Linked DNA regions of Mus musculus: region 2 is linked to region 1. Evidence: chromatin loops called from intact Hi-C (ENCODE). Cell type or tissue: gastrocnemius. All regions are shown on one strand. Each heading gives the region's core, and the rest is flanking DNA. Links, peaks and the distances in the headings are about the cores only. Region 1 has its middle 330 kb from the start of Gm25833. Region 2 has its middle 180 kb from the start of Gm25833.

Region 1 (8,343 bases), core at 271-8,270:
TTTTCTCCTTCTTCTAGGAATTCTGCACAGTGGCTGCTTCTAATAGTTACTCCTCTTTCCCTGAGAGCTATCTTTAAGCCTTTGATGAAGGCTGCCTCTTTAGTCAAAGTCCTCCAGAGGAGGGTAAATTGACTCAATTTTTTGTTCTTCATTTTTTATATTATCCTTTATATCTTTATATTATCCTTTGTATCTTTACATTTTATATTATCCTTTGTATCTTTATATTTTAGCTTCCTCTTTCTCTTTTTATATTTCTTAAGTTACTTATTTTTCTGCGCGCATCTTCTTTTTCCTTTCTCTCTGTTTCTGATATGCCTTCCTGGTACTCCTACAAAGTCGCTGCCCTTCCTTAACAGCTGGTCCCACACAAACCCAGCAACAATTACCAGACCCACTGCGTAAGAAAGCATACCTCTCAGAGACTTACCTTAATTTCTTTATACTTACCGGTACCACCGTTCCTCAGCTGAAGAGTTCTGAATCCACGCAGTTGAATCCTTCTCAGCAGTCTGTTTTGCAGGAACCTTTATTAACACCGCTCCCCAGCTGAAGAGTTCTGAATCCATGCTGGATCCCTCTCAGCAGTCTGTTTTACGGGAACCTTTATTAACCGCTCCTTCCCCGCGATGCAGTTCTGAATCCTCCCTGTAGCAGGGGGTCTTCTCTCATTCCTGAAGATGTTTCTTTTCCCGGATTTCGGCACCACTTCTTGCGCGCACCGGACTCGACCAGCAAGAATGACACTGCAACAGGATCCTTCTGCACACGTTTATTGGGAGAGCTTGATTGCAGAGGCAAAAAGACCTCGAGCCCAGAACTGGTGCTGCTTTTATAGGCCTAGGAGAGGCGTGTCTCACACCCGGATTGGTTATGCACTAAGCCTCATTTGCATGTTCCTCATTTGATTGGCTACTCTCTCTCAGTACCTCACAGAGCCTCATTATCATACCTCATTTGCATGTCTCACATCCGATTGGTTATACTCTCAGTACCTTACAGAACCTCATTATCATGCCTAGGCCAGGCAGTGTTTTTGCAAAAAACTTTACTGCATATGTACACATTGGTTGTTTGTCCAATCTTATGCGTGGTGGCCAGCAGTAGTCAGTGCCACTCAGCATCGGCACATGTGGCGTCCCACAGTTTCCTTTCCTTTCCTTTCCTTTCCTTTCCTTTCCTTTCCTTTCCTTTCCTTTCCTTTCCTTTCCATTTCTTTCCTTTTTCCTTTCCTTTCCTTTCCTTTCCTTTCCTTTCCTTTCCTTTCCTTTCCTTTCCTTTCCTTTTTCCATTCCTTTCCTTTCCTTTCCTTTCCTTTTTCCATTCCTTTCCTTTCTATAACTGCTTATAAGAGGCAGCTTGTCAAACCAGGATTTAAACCCAAAACTTCCTGTATAGCCCATGTTAGACAGAACATGAGTATCCTGTAAGACGTATTAATGCAATATGTCTATACAATCTTAAAGTATCAACAGGTTATATTTCTCACTTTATATCAATGAATTACCTGGTCTGGAGCTCTTTGTACCTTTGTGTCCCAATTCTTTATTTATAGGGAAAAGACCCTCGTTGTCTGTGTCCCTCTTTGGGGCTGTGGGAGGTATGATGGAAGCAAAGGATACGCAAAACGCTGAAATCAAGTGTTTAAATTCTAAGCCTTATGAGAAATCTCATCTTAAAGCATCATATACCACACAGCTCTCACGTATTGTTATTGAGATATGAATTCCCTGTGTTCAATCAATCCATGATTTGATGTCTATAATACATTCTGTGTTGCTGTGTGTATACATATACATACATATATACATGTACATGTCTCACTATTTCTAAAATTTCAGAACTGGTGGCATGGGTCTTAATTTGTTAAAGATGCTGCCACGTTATCAGCCCTAAGGTAGGAAGCTTATTAGGAGGATGGATCTCAAGACTAGGATCTGACTTGGTGTGAGAAAGCTCAAAAGAATAAACATTACATAAAAACAAACAAACAAACAAACAAACAAACAAACAGGAGCGAGACGTTTGTGGCACATGTCTTTATCCCAGCCCTTGGGAGGCAGAGGCAGATGGATTTCTGAATTCGAGGCCAGCGTGGTCTACAAAGTAAGTTCCAGGGCAGCCTGGGGCTGTCTCAAGAAAACAAAGCAAAACAAACAAACAAACACAAAAACCCAAACAACCAACCAAACAAAAATATGAGCAAGAGAGATGGTTTAATGATCAAGGACACTCATCCCTTTGCAGAGAACATAAATATTTTTTCAAACACTCACATGGTTGCTCATAACCATCTGTAACTGTAGTTCCAAGCAATCCAACATACCTGTTGCCTGTGACCTCCAGAGGTATTAGAGTGTGTGGGGTCTACATATATTCACATAGGGAAATGTTAATACATCTGAAATAAAAATTGATAAATCTCTTAATCATAATTATCAGGAGCCATCACGGAAAAACTAAGCCTACTAGGTGAACTTCCTGAGATAATTCACCAAGGAACTAAAATGAATGAGCACTTTGACTCAAGGCCAGAGGGCCAGCCTTTCAGGATTGATCCTTGCTATTGATATTCTTTTTCTGTAATTATTAAATTAACAGTTTGTGATAATTAGTTCACCTAATTGGTAATATTTTCTGAAGATCTAAGAAAATGTAATGTCTAGGAGTAGTGCTATATAGGAAAATAGATGACTTCTTAATTTGTAAAGATGGTTTTATAAGAATTCCTAAATTTAGTAATTGTTGAGCTCTTTATAATAAAGGCTAAAATTAGAGCTTTGTGCAATATGAAAGCTGAAACTTGGCATTTGCAATTCTTCAACTGCTACTAGTTAACTGTGCTAAAATAGAAAACTCAGAGTACATTCCGTTAGGCCATGAAACCATTAAGGCCATAAAATGGTCTGACTGATTTATTATAGGTGCAAGGACAGAAGACAAAATATTGACTAGGTTCATCTATACAAATCTTCAGTGATAACATAGATATGTGTAAAATAGTTTCAGACTCACAGTGAAGAGGTGGCGTTCAAGGCAGATAAAGAATGCTAATTAGATAACAAGTCTTAAAAATAAAACACAAATAAGCATCCCTGTTGTAAACTACTTATTCAATTTATGAAAGTACTACAACTAGCAATGATAACATTAATGTAGAGCAGAATAAGACTAGGGAGAAGGACAGTAGAAGCAAAATAGAAGCTTTACAGAGATGACAAGCTAGGCAGATGAGAGCCAAAGAAGAGAGTGGACCAGGCAGAGCACATAGAGGAAGCAGGTTCTCTTTACTATGGGACAGGCTTTTTTAACAGCAAGGTTCTTATATAGGGGGATGAGCAAAGCTTTTTCCTTATAGACTTTAGGTTTTTGTTTTTTGTTTTTGTTTGGTTGTTTTTTTTTTTTTTCATTTTCCAAGAGAAAGCTAGAAGCTTTTCTTTCATTATGCAAATAAGGTTGAAGATTATTATTCATCCAGAATGAGTGAGTTCTTTCAAGGCTGGCATTTGGGCTTTTGCTCTATATGCATATGTGAGTATGGTATGGATGTGTAAGTATGTAAGTATGAGATAAGTAGTTGGGCCCATCAAGAGTATAGGGAGTACGAGTGCATGTGTGTTTCTATGCTTCATTCTGCAAGAGTAAATTTAATACCTGACAAGGAGTTAGTGAAATCTCCATTTCCCCTGTGGGGCCTGAGGCACCAAAGACCCACAGGGAAATTTCTTTTCTTAATCCCATGGCATTTAATAATAGGGTGTTAATCTTCTGAAGCCATTGACTTCTGGAACCTGAAAAATGAATCAAGGAGAATATATATTATATAGCAATAAGCAACCTATACTCTTGAAAGACCAAGTCTCACCTTTACCAACACTCCACCCTCAATTAGCTGCCTTTCTAGAGAGGACTCAGCACAGGGCAAAGCTCCTGGTACATAATTTGTACACATAATTTAGAATAACCGGGTAATGGGGGGTGCACACCTTTAATCCCAGCACTTGGGATTTAGAGGCAGGCAGATTTCTGAGTTTGAGGCCAGCCTAGTCTAAAAAGTGAGTCCCAGGACAACCAGGGTTATACAGAGAAATTCTGTTACAAAAAAAGCCAAAAAATAAATTAAAAATAAAATAAAATAATAAAATTAGAATACTGATCTTAACCTACTAAGGCTATTTCATAATATCAGTGTTGCTAGTCTTTTCCACATCTCCATAACTAAAGCTTCATTTCTCCCATGTTAGCCATTGTAGCTGAGGACAGTTTCTAGGTTGCTTGTCATCAAATCTCCTCAATCTTTTGGTATATATAATTTTGTTTTTGTTTTTTTTTATCTCCAGTTATTAAGTATTGGTCCCACATAGGGTGAATGTAAACCATAGCTTGTTGATGCTTCTTTAAATATCTTTAATTCTAGTGCCTCTGGGGGACACATAAATTTTTGATAACCTTGTGAATTTTCTTCATTTGGAGCAAAATCCCTTAATATAGCTGGAAAACATCACTTTAGTTTTTTTGTTTGTGTTTAGTTGTTGTTTGGTTGGGTTTTTTGTTTGTTTGTTTGTTTGTTTGTTTTTATTTTTTATTTAAACTGCCATTTTTCAGTCTCATCACTAGGTGGCAGGGTAGGCTTTAGATAGAACCTAAAAATCAGTTATGATTCAAAGGAATGTCTAAGTTTTTCTATTGTTTGTACCTTAGAATAGGTTTTTCCAGCTCTCATCTTATCTAAGTATGCATTTTTCTCATCTCCCTTATAAAGGAATTAAAAAATTGCAGTGATTACCAAAAATATAATTATTTGTATGCTGATAATTGAAACAAAATTATGTGAGATTCAAATGCCCTCTGTTATTGTGTTTTTCTTTTTTAACAAAGAAAATATTTTCTTTGGCGACAAACCTTTATTATTTTCAAAGGAATTGCTTTTCTGTATGAATTTTAAGACCCAGTTTCTTCCAGCCTCTGCTGCCCCAATGATGATTTTGAGAATAATTATGTTTTAATAACAATCTAGGCCATACGCTTTGGCTCATTCTTAGACTAGCTCATAACTCATTTACCAATTTAAACTAGTCTATATCTACAATTTTGTCAGTTCCCCCTTTAGTCTTGACCAGCTTCATCCTTAGTGTCTTTCTAATCATCACCCCCCCAGCTTCTGTCTTGAATCTCTCTTGTAGTCTTTCATTATTTCCCAGAATCCTCTCTTCCTGCCAGTATCCTACCTCCTATTTCTTGCCTCAGGACATTGGACATAGACTTACTTAATTGACAAGTGTTGCTTAAGAGACTTTCTCTACACTAGGTATATGCAAATATTACAGGCTTGGCACAGCTAGTTGTTTTTCAAGTTTGGGTGGGCTCAATTCAGGGTGCCATATGTCTCATAATACCACAAATTGCCAGCTCCCTTTTAAAAGATTAAGTGACCATAGCTGTGTGGATTCATTTCTGGGTCTTCAATTCTATTCCATTGATTTACTTGCCTGTCATTGTACCAGTACCATGCAGTTTTTAATCACAATTGCTCCGTAGTACAGCTTAATGTCAGGCATGGTGATTCCACCAGAGGTTCTTTTATTGTTGAGAATAGTTTTTTGCTATCCTAGGTTTTTTATATTTCCAGTTGAATTTGCAAATTGTGCTTTCTATCTCAGTGAAGAATTGAGTTGGAATTTTGATGGGGATTGCATTGAATCTGTAGATTGCTTTCAGGAGTCAGTCTGGAGGTTCCTCAGAAATTTGGACATAATACTACTGAAAGATCCAGCAATACCACTCCTAGGCATATACCCTGAAGAAGTTCCAACTGGCAATAAGAACACCTGCTCCATTATGTTCATAGCAGCCTTATTTATAATAGCCAGAAGCTGGAAAGAGCCCAGATGTCCCTCAACAGAGGAATGGATACAGAAATTGTGGTACATTTGCACAATGGAGTACTACTCAGCAATTAAAAACACTGTATTTATGAATATCTTGGACAAATGGAGGTACCTGGAGGATATCATCCTTAGTGATGTAAACCAATCACAAAAGAAGTCATTAGATATGCACTCACTGATAAGTCGATATAAGTCCAAAAACAGAACTCTCAAGATACAATTTACAAAACACAAGAAAATCAAGAAGAGGGAAGACCAAAGGGTGGATACATCATTCCTCCTTAAAACAGGGAATAAAGTACCCACGTTAGGAGTTACAGAGACAAAGTTTGGAGGTAAGATGAAAGGATGGACTATCCAGAGACTAGCCCACCCGGAGATCCATCCTATAATCAGCCACCAAACTCAGATGCTATTGCACAATGCCATAAAGATTTTGCTGAAGGGACCCTGTTATAGCTGTCTTGTATGAGGCTATGCCAGTGCCTGGCAAATACAGAAGTGGATGCTCACAGTCATCTATAAGATGGAACACAGGGCCCCCAATGGAGAAGCTAGAGAAAGCACACAAGGAGATGAAGGGGTCTGCAACCCTATAGGTGGAACAACAATATGAACTAACCATTACCTCCAGAGCTTGTATCTCTAGCTGCATATGTAGCAGAAGATGACCTAGTCGGCCATCACTGGGAAGAGAGGCCCCTTGGTGTTGCATACTTTACATGCCCCAATACAGGGGAATGTCAGGGCCAAGAAGCAAGAGTGGGTGGGTAGGGCAGCAGGGCAGAGGGAAGGTATAAGGAACAACTACAACAACAAAACAAACAAACAAAATCAACAGAAGAAGAAGAGGAAGAAGAAGAAGAAGAAGAAGAAGAAGAAGAAGAAGAAGAAGAAGAAGAAGAAGGAAAGAAAGAAAGAAAGAAAGAAAGAAAGAAAGAAAGAAAGAAAGAAAGAAAGAAGAGAAAACAAGCTGTGCACTCATGTATGTATCAAGTACACTATGAAGAAGACTGCTAACTTTAGCATTTCACTAATGCTTGACTACTATGTTTAGATTAGTGTTTCCGGTAATATATGAAACTCAAACATGATTGTACTGGGACAGGAAGATCAGTACATTTTGACTGAAATTGTCATGTGCAGATGCGGTTTCAGGTGCAAGCATACAGGGCCCCTCACCTCACTCAGCTGGAATAATTCAGAAACAGTTTAAACTGCAATTCTAGTTTGGAAACATATAGACCAAAAGGACATGAAATCCATTTTTTATTCCACCTTACATTGTCCTTAATCTCATAGGATATTTACACAATTTTATGCTATTTTCAAAACAAGCTTTATATTTGGATGACTCAAAGTAATACAGCAGACAAAGTCCTATACTTCAAGGGTATGTTTAGTATGACATAATCTGACTTAATAACAATATAAATAATCATAAAGTCATTTTATTTTATGCTAATTGACTTAAATCTTAAATTTTTATTTGAATGATATATTTTCCCAGTGTTCATTGATTTTTGCCTTTTAATGAAGTTTGGCAAGAAACAAAAACCTGACATTTCCAATAGACATAGAAATTGCAAGGATTTATAGAGATTTTTCTTGGCGCTGCACTTTTACTCATAGCTAGTCCTATTTCTCATAGTATGAAATAGGAAAATATTTTAACCTTTCAGATTTAGTGTTTTGTGGACACACAATTATTTGTAAACATTTATACTCGGTTGTCAATTCCCTATGATATGATTTTAATTGGTTCAAATGAATTTTTCTTTATTATTTTCTGAAAGTTGGTATGGTCAATAGAAATCAATTTACAATTTATAATTGTAAATGCATCCTTGCCACTGAGTAGTGGCAACAATCTCCACCTCAAAGCAACATTAAATTGTAATATAGCACATATAATGAAGTTCAAGAGATGTTCAACAGTATTTTATTAAATACCTTTATATTAGATGATCCTGTCCCACTTTATATGAATGTAATTTTCTGAGACCCTTTCAGCTTAGGTTGTTTGATATAATATATTTGTCCAATGACGTTTTGGCTCATAATAATGATGAATTAAATTATTTTACTTGATGTATCCCCATTGCAATATAGTATCTGTGAAACATTACCCATCTCTCCAGCAGGGGGTAGTACAATCACACATTTATCTAGTCAAGGTAGCCATGCTTAGTCCTGAGACCTACTATAACAATGAGAATAATAGAAAGAGGCACCCAGTCTCTTGATCTACCAAGCCTCCACAATGTTTTCATGCATTTGCCCACTACTATTAAACTGCCCTGAGCACATTTATTTGACAGAGACTTTGAGAGCTGACGACCCAGAAAATTCAATATCTTCAGAGAGAGCAGACCGGCTTCTCAAGGATACTCCCATTTATAACAGAAAACTTCGGCTCAGGAGGATCAGAAGTCCAAGCCCCTCCTAAATATCA
Region 2 (8,343 bases), core at 333-8,332, 150 kb after region 1:
GCATGCCTTGGCCTTGTAGATGGTTTATGACTGAAATTCACATATGTCCAGTCATTTTCAGGGGAGTCCATCTACCCTATAAGCAAAAACAAAGGAGACACTTTATGTTACCCCACACATAGGAATGGGCTTCTACATACCCTTGGTACTTTTTACACAGCTGTACTAAACAATGGATTTACATAATGCTCCCTAGGGTCCACCTCTCCTTGCAAGTCCAAAACAAAGGCTAGCCTATCTTTCTACCTTGAATATTCAGGATTCTTCATATGAAGTTCTCAAAATGATTTACTCTCTTCAGCTCCTGAGGATGCTTGTGCTCTGGATTCCTGGTAAGTAAAGAAACAAAGATAAAGAAGGAGAATGTGGGCGATGGAGACTTCTGGGGTCCTGCTAATCCAGATGCAGATTCAGATTCTGTTTATGTCTGAGATTATCAGTTTTGCATGCTAGTTATATGTCTGTAAGTTTTCAAGGTTGAACCTATGCTTTTGTGACTACTCTTATAACTACCAAAGCTAATGGTCCAGATGACTCCTAGATGACTTCCATACTCTATTTACATGGTTATTTTATGTTGAGCATTTTTGAAATATGAAAATATCATAAATATAATAAGTAGGAAATAATAAAGGAAAGAATAATCATTTGAAAATACCATTTTGTGTGTGTGTGTGTGTGTGTGTGTGTGTGTGTGTGTGTGTGTGAGTGTGTGGGTGTGTGTATCCCTTTTCATTTCTCTCATCTCAGGAATCAGTAAAGTTATTGTGATGACTCAGGGTGCACTGTCCAATCCTTTCACTTCTGTAGAGTCAGCTTCCATCTCTTGCAGGTCTAGTTAAGAGTCTCCTACTTAAGGATGGGAAGGCATACTTGGATTGGTTTCTTCAAAGGCCCGGACACCCTACTTGGCTCCTGATCCATTTGATGCCAACCTGTGCGTCAGGAGTCTCAGACAAGTTTACTGACAGTGGGTCAGGAACAGATTTCACACTGAAAAATCAGTAAAGTGGAGGTTGAAGATGTGGGTGTGCATTACTGTTAGCAAGTTGTAGAGTATATTCCACAGTGATACAGCTCTGAACAAAATCCACCTAGATGGCAGCACTCAACTACTACATTTTTTGATTGTCTTTCTTGAGAAGAAATTTTGTGTACTTGAATAGAAGGTGGTGGTGGAGGAGGAGGAGGAGGAGGAGCTGGAGGGGACAGGGATGAGGAGGAGGAAGAAAAGGAGGAGGAGGGGGAAGGGAAGGAGGAGGAGGAGGAGGGGGAGGGGGAGGAGGAGGAGGAGAGAGCACTCAAGAACTCAGAATAGTTTATAGCTAAGTCTCTATAGGGGTGTCACTTGAGGTGGTATTCTTCAACATAGGTACCACCTGTCTGCTGTGAGATTTTTAGTATAATGTAAGTAACACGCTAAGGAAGTAATGTCAAAATGGAATGAAAAGAAAACACTGAATAGCAATACTATCGCTTTCCTGTAGAATTCGCAAGCAGGAATAGATGATTTTCCTCAGAAAATTATTCCCATAATAACATAACAGAGTATTGCCTCTTCCGTGTCACTTAAAGTCATTTTAAGTCTTTTTTTATTTGGAGTTATTTTTTTTTTCCTTTTGGGAACTTAAGTTGTCAACACACATGCATCAGGGGAATGTTTGATGTTGTTAAGATGTTTCTGTCTCCCATCACTTCCAATTTCTCTTAAAGCAGGTCCTTTCCTGTATTGGAAAAGAGAGGTACTCCTACATTCCTGGACATTGCCTAGGGTCACTACTCATTTTTTTGTGTGTTTATGTCTTGTTATTTAGCTTGGTAAATATAAATGTACACCAAAAATTAGCTACATGTCAAAGTACTCTCACAGGACTCATCATGGCATGGAAAATAAGAATGGATAATTTCAGAATTACAAAAGTGAGTAACAGAAATTAAACACAAGCCTTGGATAGAGAGAGAACATTGGATTTATGGATTATTGAACAGAACTTGAATGATTAAAGGCAACATCAATGAAAAGAGTCCCTCGTACCAACAGATTATCATTCCAAAAACTGGGGAGACCAATGATCTTAAAGTGAGCAGAGACTACAAATCCTTTTTTTCTTCCTGTGGCAAGAGAGCAACACTTGTTCAAGCTGTGATACTGTTATATTCATGCCAGGAAATAAATAAAAACAAGCAAATAATCAAGCAAAAAACATCTGCTCAGAAACACAGACTTGGGTCATCCTAAATTCTACCTTCCAATGTGGAAGCAGTTTCAACAAGTTTAATGGTTCAGAGGATGGAGAAACCCATATATAAAGGCAAGTTTAAAATACATTGATTCATCAGAAAGTCAGGTGCCGCAAGGTGGGAGAAGCATTGTTCAAGCTTCAAATTACTGTCTGAGTTTTGAGATTAGTGGAAGCTTGTTTTAAAATGTCAAATACAGAGAGATCAGTTGATGGAATTTTGTTAATTCTTTTGCATATTTGGTTTTAAAATGTAGCACAAGTTTTTTTTTTTGTTTGTTTTTTTTTTTTTTTTATCTGCCATTTTTGGTAATATCCTTTTGCTTGTTTGGCAAAGTGGTAAGTTATGGAAGCACCATAACCTATGTAAGTCTGGAAAATCCTAGTTATTGTGTTTTTGAGAGACATGGCTCACTCCAGAGCTCGGTGTAGTGTCTGTGCTTCAGGACAATCCTCCTAATTCACATCTTGGTTGGTATAGTGATATGGCTAATGATTATCATTGGTTAAAGATATGTCATACAGTAAATGATAAGAATAGAGTCCCAAGCTAAAATAAGGTAAAGTGCTTCTGAGCATAGGCTCTTAAGGTTGACATATGACAACTATATGTTCACCTATGTACACACCAAATATGTGCATACACATAGTTATAAGGTATCCCCTATCCCATGCACATGAAAAGCAAATAAACTGAGAACTTAAAGCTTCGTAAAATATTTTATGACTCTTTTATGACTGAAACACATTGTAACTTAGAGACTATCCCATGTTCTCTTGTGAATCATGTGATGGGAGAGGATGGGAAGCAGCAGGAAGGTGACTAACATTCCTCTCCATCTGGGCAACAGAAGAGCCTGAAGGTGTATTGACATGGTATTAGAGAACAAGAAGTTATAGTGAAAGAATTAGTTTCTCACTTATGCTACTTACATTTCTAATGCCTAATGGTATTAGGGTCTCGATGGGACCTTCTCCTAAGAACCAAATGGGGGGAGGGAGAGACAAGAACCAAGTGCAATGAATGACACAGGGAAGCAGTCTGATTAGCCTCAAGGTCTCACTGTATTCAGCAATGCTCAAGGCTTAAATGCACAAGCAAAAGGGGAAGTACTTCTCAGCAGGAGGGATGGGGCAGCAGAAATTTTTCTTTGGGCAACTACACAGGGAAGCAGGAACTTGGTGGTATCAGGGTACATCTTGTGGTCAGGACATCCAGCCCTGACTTAGGGCTGGAACAATGTGTGGTTGTTCTCGGAGCAGTGCTTCGTTGGTGGCCCGCTTTTGAACCCCTTTTCTTCTCAGGGGGAGAGGCCCAATTCAGAGATCAGGACAATTGTGTTGTCTTAATAGCTCCCAACACGTCTCAACAACAAGTGAATAAATAACATTAAAGGTAATATGTGGATTTCTGACGTTTTTGAAAAACAACTATCTGAGTCAAGTAATCTGGACTGTTCTTTGTTACCTACTCTCAGCCATTTCCGATTAAAAGAACTCAAAACACCCTAACAATAAACTTAGAGCCATGGATTTCTTTTTTTTTTTTTTTTTTTTTTGGTTTTTCGAGACAGGGTTTCTCTGTATAGCCCTGGCTGTTCTGGAACTCACTTTGTAGACCAGGCTGACCTCGAACTCAGAAATCTGCCTGCCTCTGCCTCCCAAGTGCTGGGATAAAGGTGTGTGCCACCACGCCCAGCTTGAGCGATGGATTTCTTATTTGGCCTTTCACTTATAGGGTTAAACATCTCAGATTCCTTTATAACAGCAATAGAAGGACTGGGTCTAAACCTTGTACTTCAAAATTTTTAATATCAAAGACAACCTATAATATCCACCCCCAGCCCCAAAGCTTAGGGAACTAGGACAAAGATTATTCATAACTTCTACAAGCTGAATATGGATGTTGATGTATTTTTGAAGAGAGCAGAAAGGGTAGGGAAAATGCGGGAGTTGGTTGCCTTAAGAAGACCACAACAATGATTGTATTAGTCTCCAATGTCAGTGTACTTCCTGGATCTGGACATAAAGAATTCAGGCAGGAGAGGTCATAATGTCTGATGATGAAATTCACCAAGGCTGTATATTATACACTATATAAATCTCAAAACAAAATTTTAGTATCATTAAGATAACCTTTTTGTTTGGTTCTCTGTAACCTAGTTCTTCAGGGGGTCTCCCTCTATTAAATCTGATTCATATAACTCTGGAAAATGTAAATACCTTAATCACCTTTTCCAAAAACACAAAGACAAAAGCTTTTCCCCAAATCGGCATATCCTTCAGCTGGCAACCAGGAAAACCTGTAGCTTGCTGTCTGTCCCAGAGGAACAATAAAACAACCACAGTCAAAATCACACACATTTTAGCCTATTTAGGCCTTTCTAATTTTCCATGTCAGAATTTAAACTCAAAATTTCCATGGAGCCCCTGTTTGACAGAATATGAGTCTCCTGCAGACTTTATCATACGATATTTAAAACAATTGATTTATACTTCTATTTTCCTTTTCTTTCCTTTTTCCTTTCCTCTCCTTTCCTTTTTCCTTTCCTCTCCTTTTCTTTTTCCTTTCCTTTCCTTTCCTTTCCTTTCCTTTCCTTTCCTTTCCTTTTCTTTTCCTTTTCCTTTTCCTTTTCCTTTTTTCCTTTCCTTTCCTTTCCTTCCCTTTCCTTCCCTTCCCTTCCCTTCCCATCCCTTTCCTTCCCTTTCCTTCCCTTCCCTTCCCTTCCCTTCCCTTCCCTTCCCTTCCCTTCCCTTCCCTTCCCTTCCCTTCCCTTCCCTTCCCTTCCCTTCCCTTCCCTTCCCTTCCCTTCCCTTCCCTTCCCTTCCCTTCCCTTCCCTTCCCTTCCCTTTCCTTCTCCATTCCTTTCCTTCCCTTTCCTTCTCCATTCCTTTCCTTTCCTTTCCTTCTCCATTCCTTTCTATACCTGCTGATAAGAGGCAGCTTGTCAAACCAGGATTTCAGCCCAAAAATTCCTGTGCAGCCCATGTTAGACAGAATATGAGTATCCTGTAAGACTTATTAAAGCAATATATCTTCATACAATCTTAAAGTATCAAAAGGTTATATTTCTCACTTTATATCAATGAAATACCTGGTCTGGAGCCCTTTGTACCTTTGTGTCCCAATTCTTTATTTATAGGGAAAAGCTAAGTGTAAAAAGACCCTCCTTGTCTGTGTCCCTTTTTGGGGGTGAGGGAGGCATGATGGGAGCAAAGGATATGCAAAACGCTGAAATCAAGTGTTTAAATTCTAAGCCTTATGAGAAATCTTATCTTAAAGCATCATATACCACACAGCTCTCACATATTATTATTGAGATATGAATTCCCTGTGTTCAATCAATCCCTGAATTGATGTCCATAATATATTCTGTGTCACTGTATGTATACATATATATATATGTGTGTGTGTGTGTGTGTGTGTGTGTGTGTGTGTGTGTGTGTGTGTGCGTGTACATGCCTCATGCCTCACTATTTCTAAAATTTCAGAAATGGTGGCCTGGGTTTTAATTTGTTAAAGATGCTGCCACATTATCAGCCCTAAGGAATGAAGCTTATTAGGAGGATGGATCTCAAGACTAGGATCTGACTTGGTGTGAGAAAGCTCAAAAATAAATAAGCATTACATAAAAACAAACAAACAGGAGCCTGGTATTGGTGGAGCACGTCTTTAATCTCAGGACTTGGGAGGCAGAGGCAGATGGATTTTTGAGTTCGACGCCAGCCTGGTCGCCAAATTGAGTTCCAAGACAGCCTGGGCCTGTCTCAACAAACCAAACCAACCAACCAAACAAACAAAAAACCCAAACAAACAAACAAACAAACAAACAAACAAAAACATGAGCAAGAGAGATGGATTAATGATCAAGAACACTCATCCCTTTGCAGAGTACATATATTTTTTTTCAAACACCCACATGGTTGCTCATAACCATCTGTAACTGTACTTCCAAGCAATCCAACATACCTGTTGCCTGTGACCTCCAGAGGTATTAGAGTGTGTGGGTCTACATATATTCATATAGGCAAATGTTAATACATCTGAAATAAAAATTGATAAATCTCTTAAACATAAATATCAGGAGCCATCATGGAAAAACTAAGCCTACTAGGTGAACTTCCTGAGATAATTCACCAAGGAACTACAATGAATGAGCACTTTGACTCAAGAACAGAGGGCCAACCTTTCAGGATTGATCCTTGCTATTGATATTCTTTTTCTGTAATTATTAAATTAACAGTTTTTAATAATTAGTTCACCTAATTGGTAATATTTTCTAAAGATCTAATAAAATGTACTGTCTTGGAGTGGTGCTTTACAGGAAAATAGATGACTTCTTAATTTGTAAAGTTGGTTCCATAAGAATTCCTAAATTTAGTAATTGTTGAGCCCTTTATAATAAAGGCTAAAATTGAAGCTTTGTGAAATATGAAAGATGAAACTGGGTGTTTGCAATTCTTCAACTGCTACTAGTTAACTGTGCTAAAATAGAAAGCCCAGAGTACATTCCTTTAGGCCATGAAACCTTTAAGGCCATAAAAGAGTCTGAATGATTTATTAGCGGTGCAAGGACAGAAGACAAAATATTGACTAGGTTCATCTATAAAAATCTTCAGTGTTAACATAGATATATTTATTATAGTTTTAGACTCACTGTGAACAGGTGGCATTCAAGGCAGATAAAGAATGCTAATTAGATAACTAGTCTTAATAAAAACACATTTAAACATCCCTGTTGTAAACTACTTATTCAATTTATGAAAGTACTACAACTAGCAATGATAACATTAATGTAGAGCAGAATAAGAATAGGGAGAAGGACAGTAGAAGCAAAATAGAAGCTTTACAGAGATGACAAGCTAGGCAGATGAGAGCCAAAGAAGAGAGTGGACCAGGCAGAGCACAGAGAGGAGCAGGTTCTCTTTACTATGGGACAGGCTTTTTTAACAGCAAGGTTCTTATATAGGGGGATGGGCAAAGCTTTTTCCTTATAGACTTTTGGTTTTTGGTTTTTGTTTTTGTTTGGTTGGATTATTTTATTTTCCAAGAGAAAGCTAGAAGCTTTTTCTTTCATTATGCAAGTAAGGTTGAAGATTATTATTCATCCAGAATGAGTGAGTTCTTTTTTTTTTTTTTTTTTTTTTTTTAGTTTTGTAATTTTTTTATTAGTCTACAGAGTTTATTTTTTTTTTCCATTTTTTATTAGGTATTTAGCTCATTTACATTTCCAATGCTATACCAAAAGTCCCCCATACCCACCCACCCCCACTCCCCTACCCACCCACTCCCCCTTTTCGGCCCTGGCGTTCCCCTGTACTGGGGCATATAAAGTTTGCGTGTCCAATGGGCCTCTCTTTCCAGTGATGGCCGACTAGGCCATCTTTTGATACATATGCAGCTAGAGTCAAGAGCTCAGGGGTACTGGTTAGTTCATAATGTTGTTCCACCTATAGGGTTGAAGATCCCTTTAGCTCCTTGGGTACTTTCTCTAGCTCCTCCATTGGGAGCCCTGTGATCCATCCATTAGCTGACTGTGAGCATCCACTTCTGTGTTTGCTAGGCCCCTGCATAGTCTCACAAGAGACAGCTACATCTGGGTCCTTTCAGTAAAATCTTGCTAGTGTGTGCAATGGTGTCAGCATTTGGATGCTGATTATGGGGTGGATCCCTGGATATGGCAGTCTCTATATGGTCCATCCTTTCATCTCAGCTCCAAACTTTGTTTCTGTAACTCCTTCCATGGGTGTTTTGTTCCCACTTCTAAGGAGGGGGCATAGTGTCCACACTTCAGTCTTAATTTTTCTTGAGTTTCATGTGTTTAGGAAATTGTATCTTATATCTTGGGTATCCTAGGTTTTGGGCTAATATCCACTTATCAGTGAGTACATATTGTGTGAGTTCCTTTGTGAATGTGTTACCTCACTCAGGATGATGCTCTCCAGGTCCATCCATTTGGCTAGGAATTTCATAAATTCATTCTTTTTAATAGCTGAGTAGTACTCCATTGTGTAGATGTACCACATTTTCTGTATCCATTCCTCTGTTGAGGGGCATCTGGGTTCTTTCCAGTTTCTGGCTATTATAAATAAGGCTGCTATG

What was found. A loop is a pair of places that touch in the nucleus more often than their neighbours do. Peaks named below come from ENCODE experiments on the same cell type or tissue, not always from the same donor. Only the 100,000 strongest peaks of a DNase experiment are listed, where the experiment ranks them.
Region 2: it touches region 1 in a loop (7-fold over the local background); 19 of 42 quality-filtered maps call a loop at or near these places.

Annotation. Positions count from the first base shown.
Region 1 is chr6:68,193,606-68,201,948 of GRCm38, forward strand. It overlaps Igk. Among named protein-coding and RNA genes, the nearest start is that of Gm25833, 330 kb to the right of the region's middle. In gastrocnemius, for the core only: no CTCF peak of the experiment used is centred there; no DNase peak of the experiment used is centred there.
Region 2 is chr6:68,348,378-68,356,720 of GRCm38, forward strand. It overlaps Igk and the pseudogene Igkv2-105. Among named protein-coding and RNA genes, the nearest start is that of Gm25833, 180 kb to the right of the region's middle. In gastrocnemius, for the core only: no CTCF peak of the experiment used is centred there; no DNase peak of the experiment used is centred there.